Linked DNA regions of Homo sapiens: regions 2, 3, 4, 5 and 6 are each linked to region 1. Evidence: chromatin loops called from intact Hi-C (ENCODE). Cell type or tissue: endothelial cell of umbilical vein. All regions are shown on one strand. Region 1 overlaps AHI1-DT (AHI1 divergent transcript). Region 2 overlaps AHI1-DT (AHI1 divergent transcript). Region 3 has its middle 28 kb from the start of BCLAF1. Region 4 overlaps PDE7B (phosphodiesterase 7B). Region 5 holds the start of PDE7B (phosphodiesterase 7B). Region 6 overlaps PDE7B (phosphodiesterase 7B).

Evidence for each region. A loop is a pair of places that touch in the nucleus more often than their neighbours do. Peaks named below come from ENCODE experiments on the same cell type or tissue, not always from the same donor. Only the 100,000 strongest peaks of a DNase experiment are listed, where the experiment ranks them.
Region 2: a loop joins it to region 1, with 2.7 times the contacts of the local background. A loop is called at or near these places in 7 of 110 quality-filtered maps.
Region 3: a loop joins it to region 1, with 17 times the contacts of the local background. A loop is called at or near these places in 10 of 110 quality-filtered maps.
Region 4: it touches region 1 in a loop (7-fold over the local background); 3 of 110 quality-filtered maps call a loop at or near these places.
Region 5: a loop joins it to region 1, with 2.8 times the contacts of the local background. A loop is called at or near these places in 3 of 110 quality-filtered maps.
Region 6: it touches region 1 in a loop (20-fold over the local background); 19 of 110 quality-filtered maps call a loop at or near these places.

The regions. Positions count from the first base shown.
Region 1 is chr6:135,673,344-135,678,343 of GRCh38, reverse strand. All of the region lies in intron 4 of AHI1-DT (AHI1 divergent transcript), which reads right to left. Among named protein-coding and RNA genes, the nearest start is that of LINC02524, 41 kb to the right of the region's middle. In endothelial cell of umbilical vein, no CTCF peak of the experiment used is centred here; a DNase peak (open chromatin) is centred at 2,253.
Region 2 is chr6:135,533,412-135,538,411 of GRCh38, reverse strand. All of the region lies in intron 2 of AHI1-DT (AHI1 divergent transcript), which reads right to left. Among named protein-coding and RNA genes, the nearest start is that of AHI1-DT, 38 kb to the right of the region's middle. In endothelial cell of umbilical vein, a CTCF peak has its summit at 2,290 (motif pointing left); DNase peaks (open chromatin) are centred at 521 and 2,131.
Region 3 is chr6:136,314,972-136,319,971 of GRCh38, reverse strand. No RefSeq gene overlaps it. Among named protein-coding and RNA genes, the nearest start is that of BCLAF1, 28 kb to the right of the region's middle. In endothelial cell of umbilical vein, a CTCF peak has its summit at 2,736 (motif pointing right); a DNase peak (open chromatin) is centred at 2,781.
Region 4 is chr6:136,033,760-136,038,759 of GRCh38, reverse strand. All of the region lies in intron 2 of PDE7B (phosphodiesterase 7B), which reads right to left. It also overlaps the pseudogene COX5BP2. Among named protein-coding and RNA genes, the nearest start is that of PDE7B-AS1, 37 kb to the left of the region's middle. RefSeq lists enhancers at 1-455, 456-956. In endothelial cell of umbilical vein, a CTCF peak has its summit at 415; DNase peaks (open chromatin) are centred at 759, 1,419, 2,799, 2,989 and 1 weaker place; H3K4me3 peaks cover 1,240 bases; H3K27ac peaks cover 4,197 bases.
Region 5 is chr6:135,848,877-135,853,876 of GRCh38, reverse strand. It overlaps PDE7B (phosphodiesterase 7B), which reads right to left and starts at 2,176. Exons shown (of 13, transcript NM_018945.4): 1 at 1,858-2,176. The coding sequence starts at 1,878. RefSeq lists a silencer at 2,152-2,389. In endothelial cell of umbilical vein, no CTCF peak of the experiment used is centred here; a DNase peak (open chromatin) is centred at 2,226; H3K4me3 peaks cover 305 bases; H3K27ac peaks cover 938 bases; H3K27me3 peaks cover 511 bases.
Region 6 is chr6:135,907,122-135,912,121 of GRCh38, reverse strand. All of the region lies in intron 1 of PDE7B (phosphodiesterase 7B), which reads right to left. Among named protein-coding and RNA genes, the nearest start is that of PDE7B, 58 kb to the right of the region's middle. In endothelial cell of umbilical vein, a CTCF peak has its summit at 2,158 (motif pointing right); a DNase peak (open chromatin) is centred at 2,161.

The DNA of each region.
Region 1 (5,000 bases):
GGTGTGGGGCTAAGGGAAGGATAGCATTAAGAGAAATATCTTATGTAGATGACAGGTTGATGGGTGCAGCAAACCACAATCACACGTGTATGCCTATGTAACAAACCTGCATGTTCTGCACATGTATCCCAGAACTTAAAGTATAATTAAAAAAAAAATACAAAAATGTGTATTAGCATATTAAAGGTTTTGAAGGAAAAAAAAGGAGGCCTACAGAAATTTCACAGTAGTTTAAGACTACTCTTTTGACTTTGGTAAATTAATTAACTCTTCATCTCAGTTTTCCCCATCTGCAAGGGAAGAATAATAACAGCAGCAACACCATAGGGTTATCTGGGTATTAGCCCATTTTCACAGTTATAAAGAATACCTGAGACTGGGTAATTCATGAAGGAAAGAGGTTTAATTGACTCACAGTTCAACATGGCTGGGGAGGCCTCAGGAAACTTACAATCATGGCAGAAGGGGAGGGAGAAGCAAGGCATGTCTTACATGGTGGCAGGAGAGAGAGAGAGTGCATAGGGGAAATTGCCACTTCTAAAACCATCAGATCTGGTAAGAACTCCCTGACTATCACAAGAACAGCATGGGGAAACCGCTCCCATAATCCAATCACCTCCCACCAGGTTCCTCCCATAACATAAGGGATTACAATTAAAGGTGAGATTTGGGTGGAGCCACAGAGTCAAATCATACCAACATATTAGATAATTATACGAACATAGCTTGGCATTAGACAATCATACAATAAGTGTTAGCTATTTTTTTATTAATGTAATATCCATCCAATAGATATAAAAATCTGGCTGGAACTGAAAAAAAAATGCACTATGAGTTTCTACCAAGAAATTATGGGATTGGGGCAGGGAGCGGGAATGATATGCCCAAAGTACTTGAATTTCGAGTTAAATGTCATTCACATACACTTTTATGACTGGAAAGGATGTAACCTCACCTGAATTGTATTTTCTTTATAGACTCCGTTACTATAAAAAGACACCCCTTAAATTTCTACCAAATTACACATCTAGGACTCCTTAGAATGTATGTTTATTTTTAATTTGAAGGTGCCCTTGGGTGTTCCCATGTTCACAGGCAAAGCTAAAGACTTCAAAAGTGTTCAAGGATTGATTGGCTGGTTCAGTGTTGAAATGTAATTTGCATCCCATACCTTCCTAAACTCCCATGAACTGGAACTCAGAAACATTTCCCTGTGAAAGTAGCTCTCAGAAGTAGCTGTTTGTTTATTCATTTACTCAGGACCAAATACTAAGCAGACACCCACAAAAGTAGCTAATTTAGGAATCTCAGGAAACACATTTTCTAAGGTTGCATCTGTCATATTAATTTTATATTGCTTGACATAAAATCTTTCAGTTTTCCTTTAGTAATCTAGGATCTTATATGAAATCTCTCTGGCCTTATAAATTCATGAATCCTGAATAAAATGAGTAAGCAAAATTTAAACAAATCCTGTTTTCCTAGGTGCTTGGACCCTCGTAAATAAAGTCTAAAACATTTTAAATTACTCTATCCTAGTGTGTCTTTCTTTTCTGTTTTTCTTCCATTAGGAAGAATTTGTTGTGAGACCAGGTGAAGAAATTCAAGAAGCTTAAGAAATGGCCCCAAATTTCAAAGATTTTATAATTTCACAAGAAAACAAATAATAGCCATATAATAATTATAACAGAAAATGATTAAGTGTCAAATGGATGTCAAAGGAGTTCATAGAAGACCCTTCCTAGGGGTTAATTTGGTCCCTGGAGGAAAAAAGCATTACCTTCAGTGACTCCTCAAGTCCTGGAAGAATGAGTGAATTTGCAAAAGGCAGAGAGCATTTGGGAGATTATTCAAAATGGAGAGAACGAGAGAAATAAGAACTACATATTCAGACAGTCAAGAAATAACAGGATAAGATGGAATTGAACACAACATTTCCAGACATTTAGATATAGGGATTAAAAGCATTTTTTTACATATTAAATATATAGCAGAACACAAAAGCAAGAAAGGAAATCTCCAAATGCTAGAACATAGAGCCAACATGACAATGTATCTGGAACTAAGGGAGATTACAGGTCTCAAAGTCTGGGATTTTCATGGCTATTCAAGGCCAGAAGCTGGCCAGGAAAATATGTTTATAGAAGGAATAAGAACTGGGCTTCCTGTGCAGAATCAGAACCCTAGAAAGCACTGCACTAACCTTGAAGGAACCAGATCATCTCTGCCTGCATACCCAAGATAACTGCTGGAAATGAGCCAATAGCCCCACCATGTGGGTAAAATAGGAGTCTTCTAGAGATATAAGAACCCCAAGACTGAACAACAGGTGGGAGTAGGAATAGACTCAGAATTCCAGGCTGAAAAACTAACACAAAAAATAATTCAGAATCAGTGTGTCTTGAAGGTGCTGACAGGAACACCAGTGGAAACCACCCCAGGTGGTTATCCGGATCTCTAGAAAAGATACTTCCTTCTGAAGTAAACTCGTAAGCAAAATAAAACAGAATTTTAAAAAATAGGACACTTAGCATCATGAAAGACAGCTTACAGGACATGAGGAACCAACAAGAATAGAACAACATGAAAGAGAGCTGACAATAAGTATGTTTACAGTATTTAAAATATAAAGGAAGAAATGGCATCTGTAAAATAAAAACAGCAAGTTATGAAACAGGCTCTTAAAAGTCAAGTGTAAGTACAGTCATTAAATCTCTTTAGAAATCTAAGCAAATGGATTATACAAGACAAATCATGCTTGAAGATGAGTTAGAAGATGGAACAGAACATCTCTGTGACATGGAGGACAAAAATAAAGGAATGGAGGATATAAAACAGAAGTTAGGAATCATAAATGCTCTAGTATCTGCCTCAGAGAAATTCCAAAGACATAAATAAACAAACAGCAAATAAGCAATATGCTAAGATATAATGGTACAGACTTTTCCAAAAATCCGAAGGTACAAATCCTCTGATAGAAAGCATTCACCAAAGGCTAAGAAGAATAAATAGAAATATGAGGGGAAAAGGTTTAAATAAAGCAAAAAAAAATCTGTGAAAGATTAGTGTGTAATGTGGTTGAGAAAGTCAGTTGGGTCAGATTACAGAGGCTCTGGAAATCAGGCTAAGGAGTTTTGACTGTATCTTGTAGGAAGTGAACACCATGAACAAATGTGTAGTGGAGTTGCTGCAAAAAAAAAAAAATGTAATGCTGTAGGACATTTGAAACAGGAATAATGCAGTGGTGTTTTCCATGAAAGAAAGAATTTTTATCTAAATTATCGTTTTATATCTTTACTATACTTCATGTTTCATATTTTGTTTTAAATAGTCAAAAAGTATTTCCAAATACTCTGAAATGTTACTTTTAAGTATTATATTTATAAAGGCTGTGAAATTCTAAAGGTGTTAAAAAACAAAAAAATCAAAAATAATATAGACAAAAATCTTAAGGAGCCGTATAGTCTATATTCATAGACCAAAGCTTTTCAAATGAATAAAGCAGATAAAAAACCATTATTTTAATGATTTCCAGAAAGGAGGACACTCATTTCTTGTTTAACAACATGGTAGAGGGTCAAGTGCAGAGCCAAAGTCTGAGGAGATAGAGCTGATGAGCCAGTCCGTTTCCTGAAGGCAATTGCTGATTATCCAGTAGGGAGATAAACTAAATATCAATTAACACAAGACTGCGGGCAATGTGCTGTCAGAGGGGTACACATTCTTCATGACAGGAGCCCCAGAGGAGGACTTCTAACTAAACTACTGGAAGCTGGGGAGTCTTCTAAGATGTCATTATGCTGAAGCTGCAGCTGAGAAGTTGGATTCACTAAACCAAAGGCCTTCTATACCTTCAGCGCACTGCAGGCATGAGTTGTTGTTTATGGCTGAGGCACAAGGAACAAAAGGGGACATCCTGAAAAGGGGGCTGGAGAAAGGTAAGGGAAGGCCAAATCATGAAATGCTTTCTTGGGGCCATTCTTTAGAGTATAACTTTCTACAATTGGTGATAGGAAGTCAAAAATGCCCCAGAAGCCAACATCAGATTTGGATTTGTGTTCGAGAATGATCACTTTGGGAACCATGCGGAGGGTGGATGACAAAGGGACGAGATCAGAGGCAGCGAGACAGACCCCCAGGGAAGAAAAATACAACGATCCAAGCAGGAAATGATGAAAGCCTCAGCCTAAGGCTTTTTAACATTGGAGATGGAAAGGAAACTTTTTGTTTTTGTGGTGCAGAATTTTTTCTCCAATGAAATCTTATGTGAAACATTACAATATAAAACCAGTAACCGCAGAGCTGATGGAGGGAGAGGTGGAAGACGTGAGTCACTCTGCTCTGCACCAGCTCCTGGCATCCTGCAGCAGCCCCTGAGACCCCCCTAAGAAACACAGTTTGACAACCCCTGGACCAAAGAGATATATTTAAGATGTAGAATCAATGCTTCCACCCATTTTATTTAATAAACTCTTGTGGTGTCTAATAATCTGTAGTGTCAAGCTGTTCTTCGCTATCTAAAGTAAATCTCTGCCAAGAGTTCATAAGAAGGCTTGTCTTATTTCTTTGGATGTCAAACAAATATTGCACTCGATAAATCTCTCAGTGTGTCTCTAGCCTCTGCAAGCATACATCAAAACCCAGTTAATTATAGACTTGTGGAAGCTGACCTTCTGACCCTCCATTTCTTGAATCCATCTGGGTGCGATGACTCTGGATCCAGACTGCACGAGCAATTCAACTTTTTAAACTCTCACCTAATCTTATTATACATTCTCTCCTTTGGGAGACTCATTCACCTACATGTTTTCAACCTCTGCCTATAACTGGGTGATGATGTCCAAATATCAATAGCTAGGCCTGACTCTATTTTGCACTCCTGACTTGCAGTTCCTAGTGGACATGTTTTTGGGGTTTTTGTTGTTGCTGTTGTTGTGGTTTTGTTTTGGTTTGTTTTGTTTTCGAGACAGAGCCTCGCTCTGTCGCCCAGGCTGGAGTGC
Region 2 (5,000 bases), 140 kb after region 1:
CCCTTCTTGCACATACCACAATTTTTTTTCTAATACTGAATTATAAGGTAACATTTAAAGCATTTTAAATGGCAATTCACTCAACTCATGCATTATCAACAGTGCACATACCTCAATGAAGGGAAGACAAGATCAACAGCTATGACCAAGTTTGCACCCACACAAACCAAGACTGCTTATGACAGCAGCCTAGACATGGCATTTGCAAGATACCATCAATTGTAAGATGCAACCTGATTTCCAAGAGGTAAGACAGCTGGGGGTGGGGGTGCTATGCATGCCTTAGTACTGATGCAATACTGTAGTTGTCTGTGTTCTTATCTCTTTTCTTCAACTGTATTGTGAGTTACCTGAGTGCATGGACTAGAAAAGCCTTTGTCCTAAATACAGAACACAGTGTCAGGCACAAGGTAAGTATGTGGGTTGCAAATGCCAGCTTAATACTCTTCTGACAATGTAGTTTCAGCTGGACTAAAAGTCGGTGACTCACACTTATTCATAACCCATACATATTTGAAATGTTCTCTGGTTGTGCCTACCCAGGGCTTAATGTGAGTAAACGGGAAAACCAATGTGCCTTGTCAGCTAACACAAGCCCAGAGTAGTGGAGTAGGTGGTGGTGGTATTTTAAAAAGACTCATTGTATGATTCTTTGAGATTCTGATTACTATCATTTGCCTTTTGATGCATTGTGACTGGTCTATTCCTACCCTCCTGGCTAGCCTGTTTCATTTTTCCTTCTTTATTGCGATATGGCTCAAGTCAAGTAGAAATTCATTATCTGTATATTATTATTCATTTGGGCCTTCAAGTTCATGAGCATCTCTGATAAAAAGTATATGAGTCTCCTACCTCCAAAAAGACATGAGGAAAGAATTATGTTAGCATTTTACAAAAGCACTTCATGAAATAGTGTGTTCATTAACATAGAGGTTGTAAATATAAAAAATTATTGCTGAGGAAATAATGCAAAAATCTCAGTAACTGTAAACAACTAAATTTTAATTATCTGATATTTAACTCCCAAATCGTAACAGGACAGCTATTCAAATAAGAAAAGCCCTCCACTTAAAGTTATCTCATTAAAATAGAAATGGGCTTTTATAGTCCAAAAGCATAAGAATTTAAGGAAAGTCATTACATTTTAGGACTAGAAGGGATGATTCCAAAATCATCTTGTATAAATCCTTCATGTTCATAGGGTTGAGATCTTTCCAGGTTTTTCCATCCGTATAATTAAAATGTTATTTATAATTTTAACACTCTATATTCATATGAAAACATAAAATTGTTCAAATGCTTGATTCACAATAACACTTCTCTCTTTATATATGATTAAATCACAATATTTTAAGTTAAATATTCCCCGTAGAGAAGGGAAGTGGAAAGATCATTAGAGAAGTCTTTGCCTATAACCTCTGCCCTATGTAATAGAACCTATTAAAAATGTAACATGTGACCCTTGCTAAGAAAATATATAGCCAATAATCTTACTAGTCAAGAATGCTAAAAGTGGCATTGTTTCTTCTGAGATTTGAGAGATGGAGAAATCAAGGTAAGATTCCCTTTTTATATTCAGGCAATATTTTTCTAAGGGGAAGAGAAAATTCTTCTAAGGATGGGCGAAAATATTCTCAAATTTTAAGCCGATTTTTCTCTAAAACACAATTTTAAATGTCTTGTTAAAAAATATTTATGTTTTCTGTGGAGAAAATAGAGATTGTTTCTAAAATATCAGCTTTGTTTTAAACCAAATTCTTTACAGGAATCTGCCTGCTTGAGTCTAAAAATCCTCCAAAGAAATAGATGTAGCAGCAATTTTCCATTAATGAGGGTACCTCTAGCATTTATTTATTAGATCTTCTCTAAGGAGATATTTACTGAGTGCAGGCCTCTTTTAGATGTCTATTCTATCATTCTGGTATGTGCAGAAAACTGGAATGTCAACCCAGGGCCTGAAAAGTGGTAATGTGCCTTTAAAGGGGTCTACATTACAGCTAAAAGAGTTTAGTTATTGAGGTCAGAAGGTGCCTGGTTGTATTTCCTTTTCAAGTATAAATTGTGGTAAGAAATGCTCTGAAGTTCACGTGATGGATTTGAGCAACCCTAGATGGCTACAAACTTCCATAAGTAAGCTGCCTTGCCCATGACTAAGCCCTAATTCTTGACTACCTTCATGTCAAGTTGGAACAGACTGGGAAATAGAAAACCGGGAAACAGAAAATTTTTTGCAATTCCTTTGCAGGAAGGAGAAAAAGTCAGAAAAATCACACATCAAAAAAACCGGAGCTTTAGCGACCTCTTGTGGGATAATTTACTAGCAGCCCATAATAAAACACTTGCAGATTGAAATCTGAGACAGGTTTTCATTGCAGGTGCAGTACTCCTCTGGTGGGCCTACTGAGAGCCAATGGATTGTTACAACCTAGAAATGCTTATACATACATACAGTTATCAATAAAGTGTTGGCCAGATGTGGTGGCTCATGCCTGCAATCGCAGCACTTTAGGAGGCAGAGGCGGGCAGATGGCTTGAGCTCAGAAGTTCAAGATCAGCCTGGGCAAGGTGAAACCCTGTCTCTACTAAAATACAAAAATTAGCACGGTATGGTGGCATACACCTGTAGTCCCAGCTACTTGGGAGGCTGAAGAAAGGGGATCACTTCATCCTGGGGGATAGAGGCTGCCGTGAGCTGTGATCCTGCCACTGCACTCAAGGCTTGGCGACAGTGAGACCTGGTCTCAAAAAATAAATAAATAAAAAATAAATAAAGCATTAATAGTTGCACTGGACTATATGTTCAAGAGAGCCTACCTATATAATAAACACACATCAGAAGTGATTTAAATGAAGAATTAAATATATTAAGACATTTAGAGCCTTTTATCCATAGGATAAGAAGGAACCTTCCAACCACTCATCATATATTTAATGGTCCTCTGCAAGGAATCGAATCACAGGGGAATTTGGGAAGAAATTATGGATTAATCCTACCTAAACTACAGGCATAATGTAAGTGACTCAATAAATGACTTAATGGAAAATAAAAAAAAATCATCTTCATACTTAATAGTTAACATTAATATTGTTAGAGCTATAATGAATAATAAATTGGGACATCTTCTAGCTAGATTCCTAATATATTTACGGTTAATAGGATGAAGAACAAGGGCAGAATTTTTGGCCAAATGGACCAGGGTCCTCGCCACAGTGGTTTAGTGGTTGATGAGTCTACATACCTCAAGAATGACAACTGACTGAGGAGATAAAGTCATTGTGTCATACTTGGAAAAATATTTGAATAAATACTAGAGGAAAAAATAGGGCTGTATTTCACTATCAGATGAGAGGTAAAGTAGTGAGAAGATAATTGAATTATAGCATCAAGCAATCAGATCTACGGTTATAGTGGTTTAAGCATAGTCACTTGGACTTTCATAATGGACATTTCCTCAGAATGTCTTTACTTTCCATATACTCTGGAAGATCATTTTTCATAATTCCAAAGACATGTTCCTCTCAACAGTGTTTTCTTAATAAACAAATTTGTCTGTAATTCTTGTTTAGGAAATCTAATATATAACTAAAGTTCAGATAATTAATTCATTCCTCTTTGTTATTTTTTCTCCTTGAAATCCAGTTATGTAATCAGTCTCATGATTGTGAGTGTATTAGGCTAAAATCCGAAATTTGAGTATTTTAGGAGATAGGCAAATAGACATAAAGGCAATTGAATACACATTGCAAGGCTACAAACCAGGTTATCTAATAATATAGCTCTGTAGATAAATTTTCTTTTGCTTATAGTTGATTCTAAAGTAGATTATTTAAGAGATTGTGCCTTGATTGTAAGTCATAAAATAATATTTTCTGTGTTATAAGAATGGGAAGCTAGGGTCTGGTAATAAATTATGGCTAGGTTTTATAATTAAGATGTCAGAAGAATAATTTGGTAAGTCAGTAATTGCTTTTCTCTTGCTTGGAGCATTTATCTTGGTTTATATATTTTTAATATTCTGATACTGATGCTCATAAATCATTTAAAATAATTTAAAATTTTTAATTATGTAAACTTCCAAAATTAAAAAAAATCAGTAGATTTTACTGCCCAAACCTAATTATATTCATATTTGCATACTACCTTATACCTATTTTTTTTTTATTAGCCCTTATCCAAAGATAGTCTTACATTTTCTTAGCTATAATTATGGAATTAGATGCATGCCACATTGGGCACTTTATTTCTATTTCCTACAGTCTTCATAAGCCTTACTGTAGAGATAAATAATATTTTATTTATCATATTGGTATAACATCACTCATCATTTACTTTATGATCTCATAAGTTATTTGTAATTATTTGCTATTGAATATAATGTTGCAATAAACATCTCCATATAAAAGTTTTAGAGGGGCTTTATTGTTACCAATAATTTGTTCCAAATCTCTTTGAAATAGTGTAAGAGCTGTCAGCGTCACAGCAAAAAAAAGAGATGGCACACTCTGAAGGGTTTTGTCTATTATGATTTCATTTAATAAATGTTCCTAAGGTTTCTAATGTATCCCCAATAGTACTGTACTATTTACACCAGCAAATACTAAATTACTATCTATGTATTTAAGCAGGTATGACCTCCTATTACAATACAGAGACTTCTGTTACCCTTGGTTTCTGGAAAGTAAAAACTCTTAAATCCTGTTTCACACAATATCGCTGGGCCTCAGCAAGTCTCACTCAGGACTCATGGGGGCCCCTTCATTCCTGAACTCAGAGACCTTAACATGCCAAAAAGTCCTGCCCTTCTCAGCAGTTGTCAAATTATGAGAAAGGTTCAAGCCCCAGTGGCATTCATGTTTAACCTCCACACATTTTCTAGGTCCTTTTAATCTCTTTTAGTCTGCACAACTACCCTGTGAGAAATGCATTGCTATCCCTTGAATAGTGCGATATTAAAAATTAGATGTTAAGTAGTTCTCTCGAGGTCACAGCTATGAAGTGG
Region 3 (5,000 bases), 640 kb before region 1:
ATTTCAGTGGGTCTACAGTGGCATCTCATTGCATTTCCTTGGTTACTGATGACATGGAGCACTTTTTTATTTTTAATTGGCCATTTGGATATTCATGCCTCTTGCTAATTTTTCTTGGTTTTCACCCCACTTTTTTTTTTTTTTTTTTGATATGTAACACATGGCCTTTACAATTTGGCCTTCCAACTTAGATTTCTTTCTTTTCTTTTCTTTTGAGATGGGGTCTTACTCTGTTGCCCAGGCTGGAGTGCAGTAATGTGATCATGACTCACTGCAGCCTCGACCTCCTAGACTCAAATAATCTTTCCACCTCAGCTTTCTGAGTAACTGGGACTACAGGCATGTGCCAGCATGCCTGGCTATTTTTTTTAAAAATTACTTTTTAGACACAGGGTCTTGTTATATCTTCCAGGCTGGCCTTGAACTCCCAGTCTCAAGTGATCCTCCTGCCTCAACCTCCCAAAGTGTTGTGATTACAGATATGAGCCGCTGCACCTGCCCCCAACTTAGATTTCATATAAACAAAATTACTCTGCTTTTCTGTCCTAAACAATAGTGTTGCAACAAACAAATCCCTTCCACAGCTTTTCACTAGGTACTTGAAACAGGATTCCTCTTTGGACATAAGTGGGAAAAAAAAAAAAACTCGATTCAAGCTGGGCGCAGTGGCTCACGCCTGTAATCCCAACATTTTGGGAGGCCGAGGCGGGTGGATCACCTGAGGTTGGGAGTTCGAGAACAGCCCAGCCAACATGGTGAAACCCTGTATCTACTAAAAATACAAAAAAATTAGCCAGGCGTGGTGGCGGGCACCAGTAATCCCAGCTACTCGGGAAGCTGAGGCAGGAGAATCACTTGAACCCCGGGAGGCAGAGGTTGCAGTAAGCTGAGATCACACCAATGCAATCCAGCCTGGGTGACAAGAGCGAGACTCCATCTCAAACAACAACAACAACAACAACAACAACAAAACTCCTCAATTCATGCCCTGGAAAAAATGTTAACCCCCAAAGTTCAAATTCTCATCAAGTTTCAGCGGATTTTCAACACTAGAAACAGATGACTTCACATTTCTACAGAAGTTTCAGTGTTGACCAAGACACATGTTTCTCATTAGACTTTATTTTAATAGTTCTCAAAATTCTGTGGCAGATTTTTTGCCAAGTCGTTTCCACTTATTTATTATTTTGAGACAGGGTCTTGCTCTGTCACCCAGGATGGATTGCAGTAGCACAATCATGGCTCACTGCAGCTTTGACTTCCCTGGGCTCAAGTGATTCTTCTGCCTCGGCCTCCTGAGTAGCTGGGACTACAAGCATGTGCTACCACACCTGACTAATTTTTATGTGTGTGTTTTATGTAGAGATGGGGTCTAGCTATGTTGCCCGGGATGGTTTCAAATTCCTGGGCTCAAGTGATCCGCCTACCTTGGCTTCCCAGAATGCTGGGATTACAGGTGTTAGCCACCATGCCCAACCTAAGTTGTTTCTATTTAAAAGGACTGATTTTAAAAACTAATAACTTAAAACTGACACACACACAAACACGCATACACACACACACATTGTGTGGTGTGTGGTCTACAAAATATTCTTTCTTTCTGAAGGTTTTACAGTGCATTTTTATCACTAACCAGTCTTTTACTATCAAGCTTAAATGGCCTATTGAGACAAACAGTTCTGAGACCATTCTTCCACCACTGATTAAGATTGGGGGCAGGTATGAGGGATACTATTCATTTAGCCTGCTGAGCTTTCCGGGCAGACTCAGTGACTTTGCCAGCTCTGGCAGGCTTCTTGGGCACTGCTTCGATGATACCCACAGCAACTGTGTGTCTCACATCATGAACAGCAAAACAACTCGGAGGAGAATAGTCAGAGAAGCTCTCAGCACACGTGAGCTTGCTAGGAACCACATCAGCGATGGCGCATTAGCTGAGTTCAAGAATTTGGGGCCATCTTCCAGCTTCTTACCAGAACAGCAATCAGTCTCCTTTAAGCTCAGCAAACCTGAGATCGTGCCACTGCACTCCAGCCTGGGTGACAGAGCAAGACTCTGTCTCAAAAAAAAAAAATGGTTTTTACTGTAGATTTTTGTAAATAGCCTTTATCAGATAAAGAAAATTCTTTTCTAGTTCCAGTCTCCTAAGAGTTTCTATGATGAATCGATGGTGCATTATTTTAAGAGCCTGGAAGACACAGGGCTTGTACTCATAAAGATCTATGAAAGTAAAACAGAGGCCTGTGTAAGTATGTGAAAGAAGGTAACTTTTTACTTTGTCCTTAGTTGAAAATGGAATAGACTATAGATCACAAAATATCTATTCTTTTTTTTAGAGACAGGGTCTCACGCTGTTGCCTAGGCTGGAGTGTAGTGGTGCAATCATAGCTCACTGCAACCTTGACTCCTGGGCTGCAGCTAGGACTACCAGTGTGCACCACCACACCCACCTTATTTGTAAATGTTTTGTAGAGGCGGGGTCTTTCTATGCTGCCCAGATTCAAAATATCTATTTAAACTGAACAAGTTGAACAAAAGAGACTCCAGGTACCAGTTATCTGTTTTCCTGTTATAAAAATGACATTAAAAAGAACATAGTGTTTTTTAAAGCCTTCAAACTACAATATCTTGATAGGATTTTGGTTGTTTTTATCCTGATATTAATTTCCAGTAATGAGAATGGTGAAAGGAAATTAGAAAGCTAACCATGGCAAACAACAACACTACCATGTCTCCAAATCTCCAGAAGGTGGAGGCAGTGAGCCACTGAGATTTCAGACCAACAGGTTTTTCTGCCTTCAAAGGCCAGTAACCAACCTGAGTTGTGCGGAGAAGTTGGCCTATCTAGCCATTTTATCCTCTTTCAATTATTTAACGTGTAGCGCTCCCAGGCAGAAATAGTCCTCACTAAAGCAGTGTTTTGTAAGGGTGCTTCTTCCCTGGTTTTGATCTCAGTGGTCTACAATGCTTGGATACGGTCCACTCCATCCATGTAAATATAACAATATCTGCCGGGCATGTTGGCTCACACTTGTAATCCCAGCACTTTGGGAGGCTGAGGCAGGTGGATCATGAGGTCAGGAGTTTGAGACCAGCCTGGCCAATATGGTGAAACCCCGTCTCTACTAAAGTTACAAAAATTAGCCGGGCGTGGTGGTGCGCGCCTCTAGTCCCAGCTACTCAGGAGGCTGAGGCAGAAGAATCACTTGAACCTGGGAGGCGGAGGTTGCAGTCAGCCGAGATCATGCCACTGCATTCCAGCCTGGGCGACAGAGTGAGACTCCGTCTCCAAAATAAATAAATAAATAAATAAATAAATAAAAATATCTGGAAGGGCTCTTCACTTTGGACGAATGGCAACAGGCTTTATTGGAAACAACTAACCTCACACCATTGAATGAGTGAGTAAACGTGTAAGTGTATTGCTATACAATTGCCTCAGTCTGCTCAGGCTGCCATTACAGAATGCTATGGACTGGGTGGTTTAAATAATAGAAATTTATTTTCTCACAGTTCTGGAGGCTGGGAAGGCCAAGATCAAGGTGCCAACTGATTCAGTTCCTGATGAGGGCTCTCTTCCGGGCTTGCAGATGGCCCCCTTCTCACTGTGTCCTCACATGTTAGAGAGTGAAAGACAGTAAGCGCTCTGTGTTGTTTCTTATAAGGGTACCAATCCCATCATTAGTGCCACACCCTCATGACCCCATCTAACCCTAATTACCTCTCAAAGGCCCCATCTCAAAATACCCTCACATCAGGGTTTGGGGCTTCAACTTATGAATTTGGAGAGGGGAGCATAAGTGTTCAGTCTATAAAACAACAACTAACTGAAAAGATGTATATTGGGTTGCTCAGGAAGGAGCTGGCAAAGCTCTTAGCTCTACTGAAGAGAATTGATGTATTTCTGGTCCAGTGGGGATTCTTTTCTTCCCTGATTCGCTGCTGTGCATCTATCTGAGCCTTTTTCTGTCCTCTGCCATCTGTCCTGAACCTGGAGAATTCCTTTATCAAGTTTCTTATCCCTTATAACAAAAAGTTTTTAATCTTCCTTCTACCTAGTCTCAGATATCACTTTAAAGTAGAATTTTAATCACACTGTGGCTAAGTGGGTTTACTTATTCCAGAAACTTTGCAAAATCCAAACCACCTACTTTTCTTGTTTTTCTTGGTCAATAACTTTTATAGCTGTTGTTATGGCTCATTTTTCACGGGCTATCAAAGTTCACTTAATTATAATCCTTGGTCATGACTCATTTTTTTTTTTTCAGATGGAGTCTCGCTATATGGCCCAGGCTGGAGTGCAGTGGCGTGATCTCAGCTTCACTGCAACCGCTGCCTCCTGGGTTCAAGTGATTCTCCTGCCTCAGCCTCCCAAGTAGCTAGGATTACAGGTATGTGCCACCACCCTCAGCTAATTTTTGTATTTTTAGTAGAGATAGGGGTTTCACCATGTTGGCCAGGCTGGTCTCGAACTCCTGGCCTCAACTGATCTGCTCACCTCGGCCTCCCAAAGTGCTGGAATTGCAGGTGTGAGCCACTGCGCCCGGCCAACTCACTCTTATCATTGGCTTATGAATGTCCATTTCTTCCCCTCTCTCTCTCCTCATCGTTGTATTATTATTATATAATAAGCAACCATGAATCCATCTCTCATTATAAACACTAAGACTTTGACAATATCTTACATTTACTTATGTTCTTTCCTCTTCTCTTTTCTTGCCTTCCTGAGGTACTACAATCCAAAGACCAGCATTCATCAATCTGTTGCTTTCTTTCTATGCAGTTTCTTCACTCAACTATATGAATTTCTAAAAAACATACTTTTCCATTTTATGAAAAGGATAGTATGCTTTATGTAAATATGCTGAGACTTTTTTAACTTCATATTGGTAAGATTCATCCATATTGTTGCATGTTGCTATATTTCATTCATTTTGGTTGCTTTATTCAAGACTGCAGTGAGCTGTGATAGTGCCACACCACTCCAGCCTGGGTGACAG
Region 4 (5,000 bases), 360 kb before region 1:
CAAGCTGAGTCCAGGACCCAGGTTTCTTGATTTCCAGTCAAATGCTCCTCCTACTAAATCACTCTTAATTTCAAGATGCATTTCTATCATACAGCAGACATTTGGAAGTCACAGCCCTCAGACCTGATGCTACACAGTTCATTTTCCTCCCTATGGCTTGGACTCTACAAAGAAAGGGAGTTAGTTATCAGACTTGGTCCTGTGACCTATTACACCCCATGGTCAATTTACCTGGAAAGCTGCGGAGAGCATCTTCATTGTCCAGAATGCCTCTCTGTTTGGTCGCCTGCAGCTCACTTTTGGATTTCCAAACCAGCTTTACCATCCTGATCATCTCTGGCAAGTCCCAGGGCAGCGGCCCCTGCTGGCACCCCGGCCGGCTTCCCGGGGAGGAGGGCAGCACACCTTCTGGGCCTGTCCACCTCCTGCCTAGCTCTGCTGGGTGGAAATATCGCTCTAGCACAGGCATTCTGTCTTGTGCCCCAGAAGAGGAGGTAGTGGTGGTGGTGGTGCTGCTGCTGCTGCTGCTGTTGCTGCTGCTGCTGTTTCTGCTTCTGCTGCTGCTGCTGCTGCTACCACAGGGGAAATTCTTCCCAGGCAGGGAAAAGCGAACCCCCGTAAGATCCTCTCCAGCTTCGGAAAGACAAGCCTCCTCCAGCCTGGCACAACCTCCCTGTCTCTTCAGGCCCTCCACAAACACTGCCGACGAGAGCGATTCACTTCCCTAGGTTTCTCTCTGGTGAGAAACTGTTACTGTACTCCTTCCTTAGAGATAGAATGCATTTTTTTTCCCCTCCTCTCTCTGGCACTGAGTTCACAGCACTTAATTAATCCCAGGCTACAGCTGGAACGACAGCAGGGAGAAAAAAAAAAGCCATCGAGGTTCTAGCATTTGCTTTTCCTCTTCTTTCTTCTGATTTATTTGTTCTCAATTCTCTTTTGGTGCTTGTCAAAGTTTGTTGACTCTTAGCTCTTTGTCGGCTTAGCTCTTAAGGACTTCAGGCAAAGAAGCGGGGCTTCCCCTTTGCTAACCTCACAGAGGGGCTCCCCCCTTGCTGGAGGCCAGTTATCTGGAGGTGTCAGGTGAGGAGTCACCCCTGTGGTACAGGCTCAGGCCTGCAAGCCCCAAGGAGTTCTCAAAAAAACAGAGGAAGCTGAGAGTCTGCAGAGCCAATCTGCAGCTGCTTCTCTCTGGAGGGCCTGATGGGGGTTGGGGGGCACCTTGCCCAGTCACCAAGACCAGTGCTGGGATGGGCTTGGTTGATCCTCAGTGCCTCAGTTTGATCACTCTCGCTCCTTCTCCACATCCCTCCCCCTTGTGTCATTTGGTTCTCGGCAAACCTATCTGGGTTATGACCTATTAGTCAAATCCCTTCATAACCTCAGCTGCCCTTCAGCTGGAAGGGAAATAACATTGAATCACATTCCACAGTTAACTCCGAAAGATGCGAATTCGGGAAGCATCAAGATCCTCATGCGTATGGGCAGTGGCCTGCATAGCCTGGATATGTGGCTCAGGCTCATTCAAAACCCATTTTCAAAGGAACAAGCATTTTAAAGGATGTTCACAGGGGACATAAATGGCAATGAAAGAAAGAAAAGAATGTTAACAATTCACCTTCTGGAGGGAGAGCACTGTTGATTTATTATGTGGGCCACTGACTACTGTGTCCCCGACCTGAGAGTGGTTGAATCGAGGGCAACATCAACTGTGGGCCATGCCTCTTGTTCCTAGTCTCAGAGATGGAGGCGCTAACCCTGAAAGTAAGAACCAATTCAACAAAAGGCGATGCCCCCTGTAGCTTATGTGAAAGGCCTTGGACAGAAACGAAAGTAGGGTAGTTTTGTATTTGGCACTTTTGCCAGCAAATTGGGTTTGTAGGAACAATTTGAACTTGCACATTCAAGTGAATAGCCCCTGTTTTCTTGGAGAACATTGTAACAATCCCATCTTCCTCTCTTCACGTCTCCACATTGCAAAGTGCTTTATTTTGCTTGGCATGCCATTTTGCTGGTGTATAATCTGTTGCTTCTGCTCTACATTCCTTTCAAGGCTGGTTTATCACACAATTATTTGATATTTCTTCATGGGAGAGAGGAGGAAACTTGGGGAAGAGGAGAAAGATCGTTGTAGAGTGTGTTTTATTTTCATTACTCCCACCTCATTTCTTTTTAAAGTTGAAACCAGCAAAGACAACTGTAATTTTATTGTTGTTTTATTATTTCTCTAAATCCATGGTTAATAAGTTTAGTTTTCCATACTGGATTAAGTGAATTTTCTTTTTTCTGGATGGAAAAGCATACTGGCAAACCTACTCTCCTTCCTAACAGGTGAAGAAGGGGCAAGAGGGTATAAAACAATAATAAAGACATTGAAGACACTGCTTTTGGTGAATTTTGTTATGAAAATATTGATCTAGCAGCTCTTTCTATAACAACCAGATATACATACAACACAATTAGGGAATAATCAGCGGTCTACTTGATTAGAAAGATGTGCCCTTCCTTTTTCCCTCTCTGATAAGAGATGAAAGGATTTCACCATCAGTTCAACACTTCCACCACTTTGACAGCCCGTCCAGTCCTTATCTTACCCTTCCATCAGGCTGGGGGCATCAAGACTCTCTAGGATTGAGATGATTTTATTTAATAATCACATGTAGACTGTTTGCTTTATTATCATATTTCCTGAATAATGTCTTAAACTCACTCCTCAGTCACAAACTTCCTTGACATAACAACTGAAGAGTTTCCTAAGTGTTTGACTATTTTTATTTTTGTTCAGTTATTTTGCAATAGTACTTAGCATCAGGATATCCTGACCCTTGGAACAAAGGGGTTAAGAACAAAGAAAACAAATATGTGATATCATATATCACATACACTAATGTACTAAGAACACAACACTTCATTGTTCATTTCTTCAAGAATGACTTTTTAAAAAAAATCCAAGGATATACATTTCCATTGTATCCTCTGTACTATTTTATCTAGTTCCTTGTAAAAATATCTTAGAGAAATTACAAAATGTTGGATCACTGAGCACGAATACTTCCTAGTGGAGATGAGTCAGGGCCAAGCCATCACCATTTCACATTTTCATTCCCAAGGAGGAACCTACTTCATTTGAAGGTTTGAAACCTGGAAATATTTGCACAATTTAAAAAAAGTTCCCCCAATATGGGATTATTTTCATCCTGGAGTATAAGGGCAAAAATACCACAAGAAAGGTCATTCTCATGGTATTTCTGGCTCACATAGAAACAGGAAGTACAGGAAATCTTGCGAGAAAGCTTGGCTCGGAAATTTTTGGCTCAACTGCAGGTTCAAGAGATTGGGACAAACTGATGCGAGGCTAGTACTTGCTGGACTAAAACCTCTCTACCATGTGAATTATCTGAAAGGTGGTTTTGTTACATTTCGTAGCTAACATCTCATAGGCTGGGATCTCTTTTGTTTTTCAGATAGTTACTTTAGAAGAACATGCCTGTAAACCTATAATTTTCACTACTCAGTGGACATCATTCATCTTGATATGGTATCTGCAGCCAGAAGTTTGGATCACTGAGGGTGGGGAAAGGGTGGGGTTGTTATGTGATCAAAGGAATCATGGAACAGAGAAGACCCATCTAGGTAACTTGTGAGGATTCTTACACATGTTAATATCAGTAATTAATGGGTTGCAGACAGGACATTTTAAGATAGATTTTCAAAATAACCAAGTTCTTTTTCAGGCATTGTGAATCAACCCAAAATAATGAGAACTAACAAAGTCAAAACAGCTTGTTCCAATGGACAATGGACACCTACTTGTATCAAAAAGACTTTGCTGTTCCTGGAAGTACTGTTACTTGTTGAGGGTGTGATGGCTTCATGGCTTCGAGGTTACTTTGAGGAGCTGGGGTGCCGGCTGTGCGGGCCCTGAGGGCCCAGGGTCCCTGAGGGGTGGTTGAAGTGCACTCCAATGCATCTGGAGGTGATGTTCTTACTGACAATGAGCAGGTGACTGGGTTGGAGAGGGATATCATGATGGCTGCACGGAAGGGACTGGACCCATATAATATACTACCCCCAAAGGCAGCTTCAGGTACCAAAGAGGACCTTAATTTAGCCCCCCTCCTTCACCAGCAGTGGGCAGCATCTGTGAAGAGAATAGTGCCATCATCTGGTTTTGGCTGGACAAAGGTGAGCCCCGGTGATGCCCTGACTGGAAACTATTACAAGCTGCCCCACCAGTGGGCCCACTGAGCCCCTGCACTAAGTTACTCAAAATGTGCTAAAAAGTTTCTTCTTTTTAATAAAAACTAGCCATTGCATTGGCTCCTTCTTCCAAAAACTAAAAATAAAAAGACTTTGCTTTGTGGTTGGAGCTATAAAAGAATTGATAACCCCGATACTAAAGTATACAACCAAGAAAAGTGTCAAATATATAGTTGATTTAGAACCTGGATTATGTTGAAGAATTTTTGGTGTTCTGAGGGCTATGTAAAAATCTTGTAGACTATGGGTGCTCCAGTCACTAGGCAGATAAGCATTTATTATACATGATTTGTAAAATAAGGCATTTATAATGTTAAATATTTCTAACAATTCTAGAGAATGTACCTTTCAAAAAAATGGAAACTTAGAAACATATATCCCTTGTCATTTTCTTTCACTTTGAATCTATTAATAGATTCTTACAAAACAAAAAGTTTAATAAAAATTTTCTCACTCAGATATTTTGGAATTGTTTTATACCCTTATTGACCCTTATCTGTGGCCTATCTTTTGGAAAAAAATGCAAACTATGGAGGGAGTTTATTTATTTTGTCCTGAACTTTCCTCTCCATCAGTTCAAGTATGGATGTGTAAACACACACACACACACACATGCACACACACGACCACTCTGCTTTTACAAATGCAATTCAAAAAAAAAATTCAAAATGAGCAGGGAAGTAAAAACAGGTCTTTCAACTTGGTTCTATACAGTCCAAGTAGAAGAACTGCAAACAATT
Region 5 (5,000 bases), 180 kb before region 1:
GGAGAACTGACAGTGAGTAGCTTTGTGCTGAACCCTGTGTAAGGCATTAAATGATGCACTCGTGTAATTATTTTCCCTAAATTAATGCCTGTCCCTGACACATCTTAGACTTTTCCACCCTTGCCCTAAATAACTTAATTAAAAAAAAAAATTCTCCCAGCTAATTTGCTGACATATAGTCACCACTGATTTTGTCACATGTTGTTCAAGAGAGTGAGTACATTCTGAAATTAGACAGCTTACAGTGTCAGGTAAAAATTCTTACAAGGCAGAGACAGTTTTTGGAGTTGCAACTAGTTAACTGTGGGCTTCTACTTGAGACAAAAGTGACTTCATTTTATTGGAGAAAATGTCAATCAAGACGTAACTACTGACACCTGTCTTTGTTTCACCAGCCAGTAATAAAAGATAAAGCAGAGGAAATGGAGGAGCTGCAGTTATGCGTTTGCAACACACAAAGTCCTTGTTTTCCCACTAGGCGCTGCAGAAAAGCAATTGTCCATTCACGGCACATCCTCTGCATTTCAGAGCTAATATTTTTGCAGTTCTTAACTTAGTACATTCCAGTCTTATGCAGTTAATTTTTTTAACCCTTTGAAATACACCTCATGTTTGAAATCGTGCTTAATATTACTGCTAACATGACCCAGTTTTAAAGCTTTCAGGTTCTCAATGTTGAGAATAGAAACTTTAAGAAAATCGGTTAGAAATTTTGGAACAGGGTAAGGATTTCAAATAATCCTGTCTTATTTGCTATTGCATAACTTTGAGAAGGGTAATAGGGAAATCCATGGTAACCATATATTACTTAAATTGCTGTTACAAAAACCGACTCTTTGGATAGGAATGATTTTTAGCAGGGATCCTCCTTAAGACATAATAATGTGCCACTGAAAACAACATTAGCCCTGTATTGAATTGCCAATCTTCCTGCAGCATTTAGTGTGTTTACTGTATATGAATGCCTATGCCTGTCTCTGGTGCAAAGAGGTTTACTCTTATTGCAATAGTCACTCTGGCTAGAGCACATGAAGAACAGAATTTTTAAATGATTAATTAGTCCCCAGGCTCAATCACTTAAGCCCCTAATTGAATATCTGACTCCATTTTCAACTATTGTAGGAAAAGATAATTAGCAAATTTGCAGTGGTAATAAAGAAGTTTTACTTTCCTTTATAAATAATAATATCTAAATTTCTGGTCATGTAACTTAGTACTTGCATCTCTCCTGGACTTCTGAATCCAAAACATTTTTTGAAAAATGCAACAAGGTGATGAAGGATTTTTCTTCAGAGCTCATTTTTTGGACATCTTCTATTGATTTTTTTCTACCTTCAGTCTCACTATCAGCTTCTTCCCTTCTTGCCACTAATTTCTTCATCTTGAAGTCTGCTATCAACCAACATGAAAAACTCAAGAAAAAAACTAATTTCCTTCTTCCCTGTTCCACAAACCTTACCAATCCCTTTACCAGCATTTTCCTATCCTGTCCCACCAAAAATGAAAATTACCCAACTCCAAGATTTATGTTGGAGAAAAAAAATATTGCATTCTTTATTTTTTTTTTTAAAGACCACCTCAGTGTGGGCTCAAAGTGCAGTGAAAATGCCGGAGTCTCATTACACTGGTTGGAATGAAACCCTGCTGCCCTTAAACGGTTAATTCAGGGTAAGTGATAATGTTTAGTCAGTTCGCCTAGAAAAAGGAAGGAAATTCAAAAGCTGGTTGCTGTAGTAACAATCACAGACAAAAAACATATATATGTACAGGTTCATTTTAAATAAAAATCCTGCCATCTCTCTGTGACTCTATTCTCTCAAGAAAACTGAGCTTGCCGCTTAAATTTGTTGTACATACCTCAACCATTAAACAAGACATTTAACCATAGTGGCAGTTCTGTGACCTTTGAATGCCGTGAAATCTCTGAGCGGTGCTGCTTGTTCATGAAGACTTGTGCTGCAGAATCCAGCAACTTCATCCAGGATTAGGAATATAATTAAGTAACAAAAAAAAAAAAAGAAAAAAAAGGAAAAGAAATAAAGAAACACAAAAGCACACAAGGAGATCGAGAAAGAAGGAAGGTAGAAAGAGAGACTCTCCCTGGGTGAGTAACACCACTTTTCTCCCAGACAAGTGCTGGGACAGAGCCGAGCCTGCTGCAGTGCCCAGACCAACTGACTGGCTGGGTGAGCAGCCGCCGGCCTGCTAGGCTGGGAGGTGCTGTCAGTTGCCACAGGCAAGGAAAAGCAGAGACCAATCGGCTTCAACTCTGGCAGCTTACTGGAGTGGAGCCTTTTCTGTTTATGTTTCCTCATTTCAAGAGTGACGTCAAAGGGTTTAGTTTTTCCTCTGCATGTGCTATTAATTTTAAAGTACTGTACTATGGGAAGAATGTGTGTGTGCCTGTGGTCAGCCTGGGCACCCCACTCTCAGGAGAGCCCAAGAAACATTTTCTATATTCGGGAATACATTTAAAGAATTTAAAATACCTTGTGGTGAGGTGTATAAAAACAAAAGCAAAACAAAACAAAAATTAAATATAAAACCCTGAGCTAAATCATAGCAGCAAGATGTAGATTTTTTCCATCTGTGAGTGTATGTGCTCCATGCTCACTTGGCAGCTGTTGCTTATTTTTTTTTACCTAATTCATTTTTACTCTTACCTAAAAATGAGTTGTTAATTAAACTTGATAGCCATAGAGGCAGAATCGTACAAATGCACTGGTGAACAAAATGATGTGCAATGAAACATAGAACTCCTGTGTCAGTTTGTGCCATGGGTCCCTGCGTTTCCTCCAGCTTCCGTGGTGAAGCCTCAGGCTTGTTCCTGCCAGGGAGATGCCTCCTGATGCCAGCAGGAGTCATTCAAGAAGCAAGGCTATGGTGATGCCATGCAGGTGTGCCTGGGGCCTCAGCTTGTTCTTTCCCAAAGAGTATGAAGGTCCAGTTATTTAGGGATACTTCCTTTACCAGGGACCCCAGCTTATCCCTGGGTTACACTTCCCACTCTGGAAAAATCCCCATAGTTGCCATCTGTTGTTTCTGCCTCCCCCACATCCTCCTCCTTTTCCCCATCCCCATCCTAAATTCTGCTAACAGACCTTTTTTGGGTGGGCGGTGGGCGGAACTTTCCTTCCTCTATCTTCTATGGATTGCATGGACTTTGCCCCCAGCCCCATTCCCACGACAGAGCCACAAGGGGGCATGGGACCCACAGGGGCCAATCAGATTTCTCCATTGCTCCGAGGCAGACTATGTTTTAGGGGTGGGCGCAACACTAAAGAATGTCCACATTCCTTTTTCAAATACTAATATTGTTTCTTTGAGAAAGAAAGTATTTATGTATCCCTAAGAGCCTAGGCGCTAGGATTAAGCATCCCTGTAGTTGTTGGGGTTTATCTTTGGTGTTGAAGCTACAATAGTGAACAAAACAGATGGTTCTTTGCCCCCATGGAGTCTACATTTTGGAGAAGCAGGGAAATTGTCAAAGAAAAATAAGTAAACGTATAATGTCAGTTGGCAATGAGGGCTTCAAAATAAGGTAAGGAGAATGAGGTGTGTGTGTACACGTGCATGTGTGTGTGTGTGGTGTGTGTGCTATTTTAGGAAAGATGATCAGGGCAGCCCTCTGATAAAGCAACTTGGAGCGGAGGCCCGAATGATGGGACATAGCAGGTACTGTGTGCCTCTACCTTCCATGCAGATGAAGCCATGGAAAGGTCCCACAACACATGAGTGCTTGGCAGAGCCAAGGAACAGGAAGGGAAATAGAGTGGCTGGAAGAGAATGAGCAAAGGGAAGAAATAAGTTTCAGAAGGTATGTCTGGGACAAGATCAGGACATGTCTTACAGGCCATGCACACGACTTAGATTTTATTCCAAGGTGAAAACCTACCTATCAGAGTGTTTTGAACTGAGGAATGTCTATGATTCGACACGAATTCTGAAGAGATTTCTCTCTTTTCTCTGTGGAAGATAGACTCCTAGGGAGCAAGAGTAGAAGCAGAGAGACCAATAAATGAGGCCACTGTGCTAACCTAAGTGAGAGCACATCATGGCTCGGACTTGGGTGAGAGCAGTGGAGAAGGTGGGAGGGCCAGATTTTGGAAGGGGGCCTGTGTATTTGCAGAGAGCGTTGGCAGTATTTGAAGATGAGAGGTGTGAGAAAAAGAGAGGAATCAAGAGTAATTTCCAGGTTCCTGGCTTGGGCAAACTGGACTAGAGTTGCCATTTACTGACATGGGGAAGACTGGGAGAAGAGCCTGGTTTTGAGGTGAAATAAATAACAGTTCTGGACCTTCACTGAACAGCAACAGATATTTGATTGTGTACTCTGTACCAGGCACTGTTCTAGGTGCTGGGGAGAATGCAGTGAAAACATATAACACACATACACACCCTCCAACACGTAATTCTTTGACCCCACGAAACTTAGATTCTTCTGAAAGGAGAATGGCCATAACAACAAATAAAAAATTTATATAGGATATCGGGTGGTAATACTGTTGTGAAGAAGAAACAGGAGAGGGAAGGGTCACTAGTCAGATAGAGGCTTGCAATTTTAAAGTGAGTATGCAGAGAAGGTGCCACTGCAAAGATGATGTTGGACACAAAGGGGAAGTTGATGAGGGAGGCATAGGGAGAGCATTTTAAACAAGAGGACATTAAGTGCAAGGCTCTGGGGACTGGAGTATTTGGCTGGTAAGTAGTAGGATATGGCAATGGGTGCAGAGGTGACAGATCAAGGAGAGTTTTCTAGGTCATTGTAAGGACTTTGGCTTCCTGTCTGCATGAAACAGGGCTTTAAGGAGAGGAATGAGGCAATCTGACTTACTTTTTGACAGGATCGCTCTGGCTACCATGTGGAGGTCAAGGTAGAAGAGAGTCTAATAAACGATATATTGCAATAAACAAGCCAGACATCCTAGTGGTGTCTACCACGATGCTTTGGTGGAGGTGGCTAGAAGTGGTTTACTTCCAATTATATGTTGGTGTTAAGG
Region 6 (5,000 bases), 230 kb before region 1:
ACATGTGTTAACGTGTGTGTGGTGGAAAGTGAGGGCTATGTTGGACAAATATAAGCACTTTTACACTATTTACTTTTGGAAATCTCTTCCAGATAGGAAATTCTATAGCTCTAGAACTCCTGGCTTCTTTTCAAAAATATTCCATGTGTACTTTGGGCTCACAGTGGCCACTTGTCCTGCCATTCAATATAAATATTATGTATACTACAAATGCAAGGCACATATATGAAATTTAAAAATTTCTAGCAGCTAAATATTTCTAGTAGTCAAAAATATTATACAATTTTTCATGAGATATTTTACTTTTTTTGTACTAGCTCTTTGAAGTCTTGTAGTACATCTCAATTCAGAGCTTCACAGCAAGAGCTCAAAATCTACAAGAGACTTGTAGTTACCATATTGGATAGTGCAGATTTGGACTTTTGTGGTTTTCTGCATAGGTTCACAGTGCCTGGCCCCTAATAATTAGACCATGTCTTCTCATACACAGCAAACACAAAAACACATAGATAGCATGGTGAAAAATCATATTCAAACACAGACTTAGGAAACTGACATAATAAAACAGCAGAATGTTTCTGGGTCAACTCAAGGATTTGCATCTAAAGTCTACCATAAACTTTTGTAAATTGTTTATATCACGTTGGTTTAAAAGTTTGTTCAAAGATGGACAAACTATTTGTTGAGTGTTGAGAAAATCCTATCCTTGGTTATAGAAAAAGAGGACTTCAGTTTCCCCTGGGGAGAAGAAATATATGATGTGTGGTGGCCAAGGTCATCCAGTTGGTCACTGAAGAAAATTCACCAACCATCCAAAATAAGGGCAGTTAGGGTTTGCTTATATTTTTCCCTGAACAGCTGTGGGTGTGGAGATTTAATGGATCACCTAGAATTTTCCTGCCACAGCTAATGATTCATAGGGACAGCTTATGAGTTAATTAGAGCTCTCCCAGCCTTCTTGTAAATAAAGACTATGTTTAATGAGATGTTCATTGTAATTACTGAATCCCTTTTTATAGCCAAATGTTTTTGCTTTTTAATTCTTACATTTTAAATATTTTTCCTCCTGTGAAAGATTTATGTACACAGGGTAGAGCCTTGTGTTATCAACTGCATAATTACTGCCCCACCAATCTGTTTTTTAAACTCCTTCTTAGTCATGCTTCTGAGACCAGAATGTAGGTTAATCATGCAGAATGATGGTCAGATATTTTCTAAGAATATGGGGTTACTCTTGGGGAAATTTTCATTAATATTCTCATAAAATAATCTCCTTGGCTGTGTCGAGATAATGCAATAAAAAAAGTTTAAAAATTGCCAGGGGTTAGATGCGGGGGCAGGGGGTGGTGAAGGTAGTGGGTGGAGCCGGGGTTGTGGGAGGGATGAGTGGCTGGAACACAGAAGATTTTTAGGGCAGTGAAAATACTCCATATGGCACTATAAAGAAGGATTGATATCATTATACATTTTTCCAAACTCATAGAATGTACAACACCAAAAGTGAACCCTAAGGGACTCTATGGACTTAGGATGATAATGATGTGTCATTGTAGATGCATCAACTGTAGCAAACTTTGGTGGGGGATGTGGATAATGGAGGAGGCTATGCCTGTGTGGGGGCAAGTGGCTTATGGGGAATATATCTTCCTCCAAATTTTGCTGTGAACCTAAAACTTCTGTAAAAAAGAAAGTCTTTAAAAGTGAAAAACAAAACAAAACAAAAAACAAACAATTAGTGAGTAGTTACTTGTATAACCTCGGTGTTACTGACAGTTCTAAAGTGCTGACTGTGATACTGGCTTCTAGAGGAGTGGGACCTGTGGATACCAAGATTGTCCCAACACCATCTAAGCACAGATATTGGTAAGTGAGGAGTTGGATCCCCCTTGGATGTTGTAGTGGGTAAGCTTTGAGGTTCATACTCTTTGAGTTTCACACCCTCCCTGGTGAACTTAGCTGTGTTCACAAATGACTGTATATTGGTAACAGCTATATCGCATGTCAGACATCATTCCTAAATTTCAAACTCATATTTCAAGTGTCCTTATTGGATATCCTCACCTATTCCCACAGACACTACAAAAGCAATACACCTGTCAGGATTTTAGGTAGCAAGCAACAGGAACAGTCTCTTGCAAATGTAAGCAGTAGAGGGCGCCATTACAAGACTAGCTGGCTCATAGTGCTGGAGAATTAGATGTGAGCTCTTCAGCCTAGAGCTAGTCCCAAGATCACACCTGCGTTTGCCGAGGATCCGAGTCTACGGCTGCTGACCTTGCAATGCTGTACCTTGCACTTTTGTCTCCACCAGCACTGGGCTCTGGGCCCCACCCTATCACCAGGCCACTTTTGCGTAGACACTTTGATCTTCCCGCAGCAACTCCAGAAAGCAGTTAAAAATTCTACTTGGTGAAATATAAAATAAAATTAAAAATATAAAAATAACATATATGATTATTATGAACTATCATACAAAGAGAATATTTATTTATTTATTTATTATTTATTTATTTGTGGAGACAGGGTCTCATTCTGTGGCCCAGGCTGGAGTGCAGTGGCATGATCTCGGCTCACTGCAACCTCCACATTCCCAGTTCAAGCAATTCTCGTGCCTCAGCCTCTGGAGAAGCTGGGATTATAGGCGCACACCACCACTCCCAGCTAATTTTTGTAGTTTTGGAGTTTCGCCACATTGGCCAGGCTGGTCTCAAACTCTTGGCCTCAAGTGATACGTCCACCTCGGCCTCCCATAGTGCTGGGATTATAGGAAGAATATATAACTATTAATGCACAATTTAAAGAATGATCAGAGAGTACCCATGTTCCCATCTTCAGGGCACGAAAGAAGATATGACAGCACCACACCTCTGAGATCCCTTCTGTTTCTCTACACACTCGCATTCCTCTTCATCTATCCAGAGGAAATGACCACTCCGAATTTTTTTTTCTTTTTAAAATTTCACAGTAATTTAACAACAATTTTACATGCCCCACAACAATTCAAAACACAAAGTCATTTATATTAAAAGTTAAGGAACATAACTGAATTCTCAAATATTGTCATAACTAACATAAGATCCAAAGTTCACTTTGATAACTTAATGCTTTAACTAACAAAATCCACTTATCTTGATCATGCATAGATTAGTTTATAATAATTGAAAAAGGCAAATATTTCTAGGTACTGGAGATACCAGGTAAACTTGTGGTAAATTCTCTGTGATTTCGTTCATACTATAACAGACTTTTCTACTTGATGCTGGTGTTTTTTTGACCATTCAGAAATTTATCTTATTCTCTTTCTTTTCTTTCTCACTAGACCCACCTACATAGGTATTCCCCAAGCAGCATATTATTGTATGTTGCCTGAACTTTTTGCAAATGGGAACAAATTGGATACTTGTGCTTCCTTCTTTCAAACTTAGATTTTCAAGTTTCCTCCATTTTGAGATATAGCTCTATTTTATTCATTTTGCCTGTGGTATTGTACTCTAATGTGTGAATATAATACAATGTACTTATCCTTTCCCCTCTTGGTAGACATTTCAGTTGCTTCCAGTGTTTCATTTTTGTTTTTTTTAACATATTCTTATAAATATTTTTATACAGATACATGTAAATGTTTCTTTAGGTAAATATCTAGGAGTAAACTTACTGAATTGTAAAATAGGTGATGACAATAGTTTCTAAGGAAATTGGACCAATTTACACTCCTAAAAGCAGATGATAGGCCGGGTGCGGTGTCTCACGCCTGTAATCCCAGCTCTTTAGGAGGCCAAAGTGGGAGGATCACCTGAGGTTGGGATACGAGACCAGCCTGACCGATATGGAGAAACCCCGGTCTCTCCTAAAAAAAAAATACAAAATTAGTCGGGCGTGGTGGCACATGCCTGTAATCCCAGCAGCTCAGGAGGTTGAGGCAGGAGAATTGCTTGAACCCAGGAGGTGTAGGTTGCAGTGAGCCAAGATCACACCACTGCAGTTCAGCCTGGGCGACAAGAGCAAAACTCCGTCTCAAGAAAAAAAAAAAAAAGCAGTTGACAAACCTTCTTGTTTCTTCATAATACTCCACAAAATATTATCTAACTTTCAAATTTCTGCCAATTTGGTAAATATGAAATAATATCTCCTAAGAACTTAATTTTGCATTCCTGAGATTTTCAGTTACAGCATCTTCCCAAATGTTTAGGGGCCATCTTCTATTTCCTTTGATATGACATGTCTTTTCAATCTTTTGCCCATTTCCTCCCTATAGGAGGAATGAATATCTTCTTTATAACAAGTCTATCCAAGAGCAGGATATATCTGTCTTTATTAAGGTTTTCTTCAAAGTTTTTCAAAACTGTTTATTCAATAAGTTTTATAATTTTATCTATAAGAGTATTACATGTATTTTTAGGAATATTATTCTGTACTTTATATCCTTGTACTAAGCTGTAAATGTAAATTAAAATTACATTGTCTAACTACTTTTTCTAGGCATATAGAAACAGTTAATGTTGTACATTCAATTTTTAACCAGCACATTTCTAATATTCTCTTATTAATTATAGTAATTTGAGATTTGCAGGCCTGAGCATAGCAGAGTAGCTTGTATTGGACTAATTCTCCTCTGATAACAACTATAGAAACTAGACAAAATATAAACAAATAATTGACTAAAAGCACCGCTGAGCAACCAAAGCAAGCAGAAACTGGAAGAGGCCTGATCCGTGAAAACTAAGCTCTGTAATTCTTTGGGGTGCCAGGGGAGAGAATCCAAGTAGAAAGGCACAATTTTACTGGTTTAAGGAAACAGAGGTCAGAGTTTAGGGCTGCTAGAAGAGTTGGAAATGGAAGGTAGTCTCAAAGAAGAGCCAGGTGGAAGGAATGTCAAAATCTCTCTACCAAGTCTTCTTAAATTGTTGGCTGACTCCTAAATCCTGCATGTGCAGGGAGGGTCTCCAGGAATTTTATAAAAAGCAGCAGCAGAAAGCTGTAGCTAGGAGGCCAAATGAGAG